2 separate regions of the Homo sapiens genome follow, and region 2 is linked to region 1. A link is a loop called in an ENCODE intact Hi-C map of the cell type or tissue named here. Cell type or tissue: endothelial cell of umbilical vein. All regions are shown on one strand. Links, peaks and the distances in the headings refer to the core of each region. The heading gives the core; the rest is flanking DNA. Region 1 has its middle 59 kb from the start of LINC00309. Region 2 overlaps LOC124907774 (a long non-coding RNA gene).

What was found. Peaks named below come from ENCODE experiments on the same cell type or tissue, not always from the same donor. Only the 100,000 strongest peaks of a DNase experiment are listed, where the experiment ranks them.
Region 2: a loop joins it to region 1, with 6 times the contacts of the local background. A loop is called at or near these places in 1 of 110 quality-filtered maps.

The regions. Positions count from the first base shown.
Region 1 is chr2:64,261,309-64,266,688 of GRCh38, reverse strand. No RefSeq gene overlaps it. Among named protein-coding and RNA genes, the nearest start is that of LINC00309, 59 kb to the right of the region's middle. In endothelial cell of umbilical vein, for the core only: no CTCF peak of the experiment used is centred there; DNase peaks (open chromatin) are centred at 3,168 and 4,448; H3K27ac peaks cover 3,020 bases.
Region 2 is chr2:64,062,550-64,067,929 of GRCh38, reverse strand. The region is part of intron 1 of LOC124907774 (a long non-coding RNA gene); the gene reads left to right. Among named protein-coding and RNA genes, the nearest start is that of VPS54, 46 kb to the right of the region's middle. RefSeq lists a silencer at 4,865-4,954. In endothelial cell of umbilical vein, for the core only: no CTCF peak of the experiment used is centred there; DNase peaks (open chromatin) are centred at 3,129, 3,779 and 4,849; H3K27ac peaks cover 2,904 bases.

The DNA.
Region 1 (5,380 bases), core at 88-5,087:
CTGTGGGAGAGTTTCCAGCCCTCGGGCCTGACCTATAGATTTCAGACTTGTCAGTCCCCACAATCACACAAGCCAATTCTTGAAAAACTTTTGTAATGTAGAGTTGATCCTCATTATCGATGGATTATGTATTTGGAAATTTGCCTACTTTCTAAAATTCATTTGTAACCCCAAAACCAATACTTGCAGTGCTTCCGCAATCAATCACAGACATGCTCAAAGCAGTGAAAAGTTTAAGTCACCCAATGCACAAATTTTTCAGCTGAAGTCAATTGAGGCAGCACTTTCATGTTTCAGCTCTCATACTGTAAACAACTGTCCTTCTCACAGTTCATTTAGTGCCATGATTTTCACATTCTTGTGCTTTTTGTTGGTGATTTCATTGTTTAAAATGACCCTTGAGTGTAGTGCTGAGGTGTTGTCTGGTGTTTCTAAGCACCAGAAGACTGTGATGTGCCTCACAGGGAAAATACGTGTGTTAGATAAGCTTCATTCAGGCATGGGTGGTAATGTTTTGGCCATGAGTTCAATGTTAATGCATCAACAGTATATATTAAATAAGGTGTCTTTAAACAGAAACACACATAAAACAAGGTAATATCTTGATCAGTTGATGAAAATGTTGTGACCAGAGGTTCATAGGAACCTAACCCTGTAGATCCCCTAGGAGCAATGGTTCAGCATTTGCTATTTCAATGTTTGTGACAGCTTTATAGAACACTGCTATCACGAATAGCAAGAACTGACTTGGGTGGGGGTGTGTGTGTGTGTGTCCTGCTGGTTCTGCTTCCCTATGTTCCGCTTCCCTCTGCTTCCCTGGTAGCCCCCTTACTGATGCAGATGCAATACTGCCCTTTCCTCTAGGTCTGGCTATGCCTAGCACAGATGACAAGGGTGTTATGTCCTTTCTGTATTCAGATCCTCGACAATACTCTGCAGATGGAGGGGAGGAGTCCATGTACAAACCTCCTAGTGAATGTTAACATTCCCTTTAACAAGGAGAGTTTTTCTCTTACTAGTTCAGATTTAGGAACATAAAATATATGCAGGACTAGTAATTTGGATGTTATTCCATCTCTCTGATACAGTAAGAAGTAGGCTAGACTAGATAATGACTGGAATGCATTTCAGCATTTTTAATGCAATTTGAGTGATGAGTCCCAAATTACTTTTTCAGTGTAAACCAATCAAGTATATTCTAGTTTGAGTGTCTTTACCAAAAATAAACTTCTTTATGAATGTATAAAAAGTAATTAGACTGTCTCCAAGACATTGAGCCTATTCCCAAAGGGGGAAAGAAGCCAGCATGTCTCAGAGAAAAAGGAAAGCATCAATTCAACAAGCCCACTGCCCTTCCTCTCCCCACCCTAGTGGTCAGTTTTCATTTTCTTGGGCTGTAGTTATGATTCCAGCTTGCCTGGCCTGCAGCTGCAGGCTTCATTCCTAATTCCAAACTTATTGTCTTCCATGTTGCGCTGACTGCCACAGGAGGGTCTGGGTGAGAGAAAGTAAGGTCTTAGCTCAAATCTACCCCGCTCCTGAGACACCATGCATGCTCACTCCCTCCATGGGCTGGGTCCACAGCCCAGCTCTGCAGCGCGTGCCCAACACCTGAATGGGCCTTCAAAGGCTTACAAATAATTCTCTTTTTACTTCAAGAACATGTCACGACTAAGAATAAGCACCATGCATCAGCCACCATTGATCCTGAAATAAAATGCTGTCTGGACAAAAAAGAAAAAGCTTCTTTTATGCACTGATCCTAGGAAATCAGACCACCATTCACTTCACAGACCGTCTGCAATGTAATTCAACTGTCAAAGAGTGTTCAAACAAACAGAGGAAGGGGAGAGCATAATACAGCCTGAAATTTACTTGTATTCAAAAGTATTTCCCTTTAATGTTTAGCAACTTCTACAATATGAGTAGTACTGTAAGATGCTAGATGGTAGAATGGCAGCTGCCTTTTCCTGTAACTACGTAATTGATATACTAAATAAGAATGATACACTAAATCAAATGAAAATGAATGAAAAAAAGTGTCACCTCACCACCATGAAATAAAAAAGTGTAGAAATATATGTAGTAAACATATTGAGTCAAATATTCTCCACTCATCAAAAAATGCCTAAATGGCTAAACAGGACTAGCTCTTATGAAACTTGGCTTTGAGGGTCCACCGTGGCTCTTTGCTCCACATCTTCACACCCTACTGGTCACTTCCCCTTCTGGTACACTAGATGCAAGATGCTCCTTCTCTCCTCCTCCTTGTCTGGCTCTCAGCTGGTTGCCCACTTTGAGAGGATTCAGTTGAGTCAAGGGGCCACAAGCAGCCCACCTCCTGCTGTTTTAAATAAAATTTTATAGAAACACAGCCATGCTTATTTGTCTGTGTACCATCTGTGGCTGCCTTTCATCCTACAAAGACAGGGCTGAGCAGTCGCAACAGAAACTTTATGGACCATATGCCTAAAATATTTACTTTCTGATCCTTAACAGAAAAAGTTCCCCATCCCCTGAATAAAGCCCTTCACATGAAAGTATAGCACTTTTAAAAGTTACTCCTCCAGGGATGACTTAAATTTTAATAGGGAGATAATTTTCTTAATCTAAAGGAATTAATGGCTAATAACAGAATTTTGGTCATTAGCAATGGAATACTTTAGAGGTATTTTGGGGTTGGGGAATTTCTTAAGCTTAATAGCTATCTATACTTCACCTGCCCATCACCCAAGTTTCAGACCTACCTATGGAGTATTTTAATAAAATCGAGAGGGTTATTAGGACGTGGAGAAAGACTCAAAAGAGAGGTTGGTCTGAAAGGAGTTTGAGAGTGCTAAAGATGGCAGCACTTGTGGGGTCAAAAACACACAACCCAGGAGATTGCCATTTGTCTCAGTCTCACCCAAATGTTTAGTCTTATTCATAAATTTCACAAAGATATTATATTGAACTTCACAAAGTAAAACTTTTTTTTATAGCACATAGATATTCTCTCTGAAGTCCCCATGAGTAGTGTTATTTATCTCTAAAGAAGTCTCTCACAACAAAATAGCAACAGAGAGCACGGTGCAGCCTTGTTTCCAGAATGCTGGGGCTCACTCCACACCAGCATTATTAAGTAGACTTAGCAAGACTTTGAAGTAGCCACTGCACAAAGAAAACAAGAACATCTGGTTTCCCATCCCGAGGTGAATCAGAGGCTAAGCATGCATAGGAAGTAATAATCGCTTCTAACATTTGCATTTGTTCAGGATATTACAGCTCACAGAAATGTTCGCCAGAGCGTTCTTTTGTTTAATCCTCAGGACGATCCCTGAATGTGAAAATTTTCATCCCCATTTACAGGTAAGGAAATGAAGGTTCTAAAGTTTGGGTTAAAAGGCTCACCCTAGATAAAACTGCTCTTGGAGATGGAGTCAGAGCAAAAACTCAGGTCTTCTGAGTTGTCTCTGGGTAGAGGGTTTATTCCCTAAGTCCATGCTGGAGGGAGTCTCAGGTCTCATCAAGAGCAGAGTAGGTCAGCACAGTCATTCACCCAATTCTTGAAGGCCACGGTTTTGTTTCTCTTTAGGTACAAGAGTGGTAAGCAGCAACCTAAAACAGGAACGGGCTCCATTCAGGTATGTGCATGAGCTACCTTGCTGGTACCAGGATGCACTGCACATTGCTCCTGGACCCTCCTGGGATGGTGGTCACATACCACTAGCACCTTAAGAGGCCTTTCTGCAAACTAGAAGGCAGACCAGTTCCGCAAAGATGCTCCTTCCCATAGCTGACCCAGTCCTGAGCCAGGTGCAGCTCAGCAAGCCAAGCAGGCTAGATCCAGCCCCTGCTCAAGCCCTTCATCCCAGACAAGCCACCATCTCCAGGCACAGCCAATACAAGCGTCAAGTGCCCACTCAGTTCAAAGACCTCTCCTCTCCAAGAAGGGATGTTTCTTAAAAGAAAGAAAAGCTTACTGAGAAGAACTGAATCCATACAATAAACACTACACAGTTTACCAAGAAGGTCACAGCCACCATCTAATCTCAGCATGGTTTGGGTGGTGATGACAGCCCTTCTGAGCTTGAGAACTGCGGCTGGTTGCAGTTCAGGCCATCTCCTTCCCGCCTGGTTCTCCCTCTTGGCTAAGCTCCTTTCTGTATCCCATTCAAGCCATTTTCCCCATTAATTTAGGTGCTACCATGTTTAACAGGAACATCCTTGAATCAGAGGGCACATATAGCTAGCAGAGGGGTGGAATTATTATTGGTGAGTGGGTGGGTAGCTGTCCCCTTCCGCATGTTTCTGTCACACTCTGACAGGGGATCCTGCTGGGATAGAGTGCCTCTTCCAGGCCCAGACCTTTCCAGGAGGGCATCTGACATCACAGCATGCTGGAGCTCTTCCTGCTCCTCCTCTAAATGTTCTCGGGAGCCCACATCATCACTTAGGTCAGGGGGCAAAGTCCAGCTGAGCTCATTAATCATATTAGAGTCACCTTTCCTGCTCAGGGATCAGGAGCAGCAAGAGCTCACAATCTTCTTTCGAGTAGTTTTTTCATAGATTTGAAGGAAGAATGGATCCAAGAGCAAAACAACAGCTTCAATTAAGCCTGGGAGACTAGAAAAGAAGGTCTACTGAGAGTGCAGCTGGGAAAAGCAGGAGAGTTAGCTGGGGTCCTAGCTGATCTCAGCCACACCTCTGTCATGTGTCACGACTGAGCAGCACTGAGAACAAGACCTCAAGGCAGGCAGGTAGAAATGGACCCTCAGACTAAACGTTCAATAGACACTAAATATATTCAATTTACAAAGCGCCCTGCTAACATTTATATGGTGTGCCATGTCTTTCCAGTCCCACTCTGATGGCTACCACCGTGGTCCACAGGAGAATTGTTGAGCAAGTGGAATTTGCCTTCAGTAACTTCCTAGCACCTCTTCTACACACTTCCCTTTAAACTCTATTTTCTCCCATATTCAGATTTAGGTTTTAATTATCTTGTTACTGGATGTGGGGTTTAGTTACCACTTTTGTGACAATATCATATGGTGGCTTTAGATCCCTAATTATTAACTTTTGATAAATAATGAGGTATCTAGAGAACGCTGAAATTTGACAGTATTTTCAGGAGTATATCCCACTCCAGGTTAGACTGTACCTTTGTAGTATTTACTCCCATCAATTCAGCCAAAATTATGTAGGTAAAATATAGCCAAGGTATGTTTATTGATGATATAAGAGTTATTAAAACAATTAATAACAGGTTTATGGTTTTTGAAATGATTATACATAAAACAGCCTTTGATCCTGTGTCAATTCTCTTCAAAATATATTAATAAATATTCTTAGCCAATAGACCTTTGCTCCAAGAGTAGGTTTACACTACCGAAAGCCA
Region 2 (5,380 bases), core at 129-5,128, 200 kb after region 1:
TTAAAAGGTTTGAAAGTATCTTTCTCAAGTCAGTGTCACTATAGGATTTATCTGGGTAGGTACAGCAGAATGGGGCTAGGAAGTAAATGACATTGTCAAGAGATTAGTTAAAAGTAATACATAATAGGCTGAGCAGGGATCTAAGTAAAGATAGAAGGGAGTCAATAAAGATTAGGAAGGAGCCTGAGTAGTCTAGTCATTTTTGTTTAGGTGTCCATCCTGCCCCAGTATGGCTTATGTACCTAAGGGAAAACAAACTCCTGTTTCAGAAGTGTGCCCTGATGTTTTAAGTCAGTGTTTCTTCATAGAGGCACTATTGGCATTTTTGGCAGACCAAAATTCCACACGACTGTCCTGTGTCTCCCCTCCCCCATCCCTCTTCCAGTAAAAGCCAGTGGTACTCCCAGTCAGAGCAACATTTCCAAATACTCTGAAGGAGGCAGTGCTGCTCCCAGTTGAGAACCTCTGATCTAAATCAGTCATCATAATCTCAACTCCCTTGTCACTGTAATTGGCTCAAAAATGGATAACTTAGTTCAGAGCTAAGCAAATTAGCACATGGCATTCCCCTAGTCACCATGATTGGTTCAGGTTGTTCTAATTAATGAAAGGCCAGGATTTTTGTTTGATGGTTAAAGACTCACTCCTCAGTTCCTCTGGACTTAATGCAGAAGCATGCAGGCTCAGTTGCTGCTGACCTCCAGCCTGTATAACCACGAGGGGAGCCAATCCCAGAATGAAGCTCACGTTGAGGGTGCGAGAGTAGAGAAAGAGAAGAAACAAGGCCCTTGGTATGTCTGTCTGGCAGGTAACCCAAGGCCTTTGCCACTGCTGAATTTTCAGTTACTTGAGTCGGTAAATGCCCTTAATGTTTAAACCAGTTAGACTTGAGTTTCCTGTAGCCTGCAAATGAAAACATACTACTTAAAAGAGGGAAGCAGAGGGAGGTTGAGTCAAGGGAGTGAAATACGGGGAAGGATATAAATGAGAGTAAGGGATACAACAGATGAATGAAGAGGCTTATGTCTTGGGTAGAAACTGAGGAATACAGGGACAATAGGTATGCTAAGTTTGGCTGGATGCGAGATTTTACAAAAATTAGTCTGGTCTCTTAGACTGGGGGTTGGGGTAATCAGAACAGTTCTAGTATTGTGTTGTGATAACCCAGTGAGGTTTGTATTACTCCAATGTATAGAAGAAGAAACTTGAGACCCACCCAAGTACCTAAAGCTAGTAGCTGGCAGAGGTAAGCCCTAGCAAATTTGATTCCAGCACCTAAGTTCTTTCCACTGCTTCCCCATTGTTATGTGATGCCAATGGGGTGGAAATAACCAGGGTGAGAACAAAAAACCCTTATTAATCCTTCCCACACCTCAATCCAGGATGAAGGGCAAGACCAAATGGGTCAGTGGGATTGTTTTCCCCTGTAAAAGCGATGGGCCACCTGTAGGGTCGGTGGTACAGTGTTTGGAGTACCATGCACAAATGGGTCATGGGCTCGCTGGAAAGGCAAGACAGACAGCTTACCCAACACCTACACAAATGAAGGGAATAACCACAAGGTACACTGAGGAGAAGTGGCTCAAAGATTCTGGTGAGATGAAAACTATTTAAGGTTAATTGCCAAGCACTGAATATCACATTCTGTGCATCTGCATGCTTCTCATTTCAGAAACTTATTTTTCCCCTTTTAATTTATTTTTGAATAGTTCATGCATGCATATGGAAAAAATGCAAAAGGTACAGAAAACGTTCCATGAGAAATAGGTTTTTCTTCCTTCTCTGTCCCTCAGTTATCTTCCCTGGAGGTAACTACTGTTGACAGACTCAATCTTTCCCCTCCGTCTCCTTCCTCCCCCTCTCTCCATTAGAGGCAGGGGTATGTCAAGCTGAGTTCTCTTTATTTGGTAGCAATACAGACCTTCCTAATGTAGCAGGGTTTAAATGTACTCACTAAAAACTAGATTTACAAAAAAAAGCAACTTCATTGTCGATAATGATTTCTTGCTGGAAAGCCCCCATTCCTAACGTAGGTGGAAACACTTGATCTTGCCAATTAAAGGTAACACAGTCTCTTTACGTTTACAACAGTTTTCCTTGGAAACTCACTCAATCTTTCAAGGTTTCTCCCTGATCCAATGGTTCTCCTCTCCCACTTCTCTTTCTTAAGATGTCATTCGGGTCTTGAAAAACTGGCAGAGCAAGTCTGTCTGCCATCATCCAGGCTCTCCCGGCCTCCCTTGATGAGGAAATTATCTCCGGCTTTTGGGCCTAGAACCATTTCCACTACTGACAGCCACGGCCCCTGCCATGGCTCTCAGTGGCAAGGACCATAAGCCTCACAACTTCTTGGCCCAAGGGCCAGGCCTCTTCCAGCCCATTCATCCCATTAGCCTTTATCATTCTACCACTGGATCTCCTAAAGACCATGCATGACCCCAAAGAACAGAAATCACTATCTCAAGCTACTTCTCTGTAGTTACCCCGGTTCCAAACAGAAAGCAGGATACATGCCTCCTCTTCTTTTAGTGCACCCTCCACTCATCTGGGGCAACCCTGTGCTGGTACTCTCTGAATGTCCCAAATTCCTGCCTGCTGCTTTTTTTTTTTTTTTTTTTTTTTTGGGACAGAGTCTCGCTCTGTTGCCCAGGCTGGAGTGCAGTGACGCGATCTCAGCTCATTGCAACCTCCGCCACCCAGATTAAAGCAATTCACCTGCCTCAGCTTCCCGAGTAGCTGGGATTACAGGTGCCCGCCACCACGCCCAGCTAATTTTTTGTATTTTTAGTACAGATGGTTTCACCATGTTAGCCAGGATGGTCTCGATCTCCTGACCTCATGATCCGCCCACCTTGGCCTCCCCAAGTGCTGGGATTACAGGCGTGAACCACTGCACCCGGCCTCTGCCTGCTGCTTTTATCTTCCCTTCCAGTCATGAGAAAGTGGCTCTGACATCATATCCTGTGTTCTTCTTGGCTGTATCTGTGATCTGTTCAGGGGCACTTTTCCAAGTTCTGCCTCACTAGCATATACAAATACATTTTTTTCTTTCAACAATGTCTGGTTTTTGACACTCAAAGCCCTTGATTTCAAACTATTGTTTTGCTATGAATTAATCCTATTTTGAAATTCTAAGCTAAGGGATGACTTATCCAATCTTGGCTGGGTTTTTTTTTCTCCCTGTGACTGAATGCATGCCATTGACTCAAGGGGGAAGCCATGGAGACAAAGACTTACTGGGCAGGCAAATACACTGATTTAACGTCTCACAAAGGTTATCTCCATTACATCAGCATAAGGTTCCCAGAGCCAGCTGAAAGGAAACCAACGTCAGTGTGGCAAATGCTACTGAGTTTTCACATTGTAACAGGGGGTGCAACCGCTGCATGGGAAAATTTCACGGTCCTGAAAGTGAACATGATCAGAATTGAACTACTGATTCCATAACTCTCCAGCCAATTATTGAGGTGCAAACTTGAGTCATTCTGGATTCCTCTCTTTTCTTCACACCTCACATTTAATCCATCTGCAATCAGGGCATCTAATGGAAAGAGGAGCCTTTTTCTAATTTTCACAAAGGCACCGTATGAGCCGGTAGTGGCCTGTTGATGAAACCCTAGGCCAAGCTGCCAGTGTCTGTCACCCGGACTTCTGCCATAGGCTCCTCCCAGATCTCCCCACTTCCGTGTTTGACCTCCTACAATCCATTCTCCACAAAGTAGCCAGATTAAATACAAATGAGATCACACCACTTCCCAGCTTCCTTTCTTTAACTCCTCCTCCAGCTTGTCATCACTCTGATCCGGCTCTGCTTCTTTCATCCTGGCTCCTGTTCAGCCTTATCTCCTTCCAAGCTTTCCCTCTAACTACTTGCCTGTAACCACACTGCCCATCTTGTTGCCTTCAAGTACACGGTACACAAGGCTTGTTTCTATCCCAGGTCCTTTGCACTTACTGTTTCTTTGCTAGCAGAGCTCTTCCCTGGATGCTCACACTGCTGCCTCCTTCACAGCCTTCAGGTCTCAACTCAGATGTCACTAAGCAGCCAAACCACACCCCAGGTACCAACTACCATAGTACTCCGCTTTATTTTCTTCATAGTCCTTAGTTCCTGAAATTGTATTATTTATTTGTTTGTTTACATGTTTATTGCATATCCCCCTTCCCTTAGAATGCAACTGCCTTAAACAGGGACTTGTTTTGTCTTTTTCAGCACTGTGTTTCTAGCATTAAACAGTTGCCTGGCACATTGTTAACACTCAGTAAATATTTGTGGACTGAAACCAACTAATGTCAACCAGGGGAGGGAAGGAGGAAGACAGTATTTTTTAGCTGCACAAGCACCAGTGGATACCATTTTATTTCTTTGCTAGGGAATATTAATTTCCATGTCAGGAAATCATTAAGGTTAATGTGGCTTTCTCGTGAGATACTTAGCTGCGAGACAGAACTAACATCTATATTTATGTCACAGAAAAGCAGTTTTTTCAAATAATCAAGTCAGTCAAAATATAAATTGTTAGCCTTATTTGCCAGGTACAAAATTTGACTGATTTGCATGTATGTTGGTGTGTGCTTAACCTGCTGCAGATCACCTGCTATTTTAGGGTGCCCTGATTGCTAAAAGTTGTTTACTTGATTTCTTTCATTTGAAGTGTGGCTGAGGAGGCAGGCCTGATCAGAGGCAAGTGGTCTAAAGAGAGACAATGTGAAAGATTTGTTTGGGTGTGCTATAAAATAACCACCAACAATCTTTAGGTCTTTCTTGGACTTTTGAGACTGAAAACTAAGCTCTCTTTGATAAGTGCTTTAAAATTTGAATAACTGATACACTGGAAAGTCCTGAACAGCTGTACAAACACTGAAGCAAGGACTTTCAAATTCTGCCCTGGGTGCTGGGCATGGTGACTCACACCTGTAATCCCAGCACTTTTGGAGGCCAAGACAAGAAGATTGCTTAAGCCCAGGAGCTCAAGACCAGCCTGAGCAACATGGCAAAACCCCATCTCTACAAAAAATTAGCTAGGTGTGGTGGCACACATTTGTAGTCCCAGCTCTCTGGGAGGCTGAGGTGGGAGGATTGCTTGAGCCCAGGAAGTTGAGGCTGCAGTGAACTGTGATCATCACATCACTGCATTCCAGCCTGGGTGACAGAGTGAGGCCCTATCTCAAAAAAAAAAAAATAAATTAAAAAAAAAAATCTGCTCTGAGTTACATGTTTTGAATAAAGGTGCAGAAAAATTAAGCCTCATCTTGATGAGAATAAACAAGATCAAACATCCTTCTCCATCCCTGGTTCATAGTGTCCACAATTTCTATCATTAGAGCTCTATATTTTTATCCTGGAGTCCTTTTTTAAAATGCGTCTATTCCTGGCAAT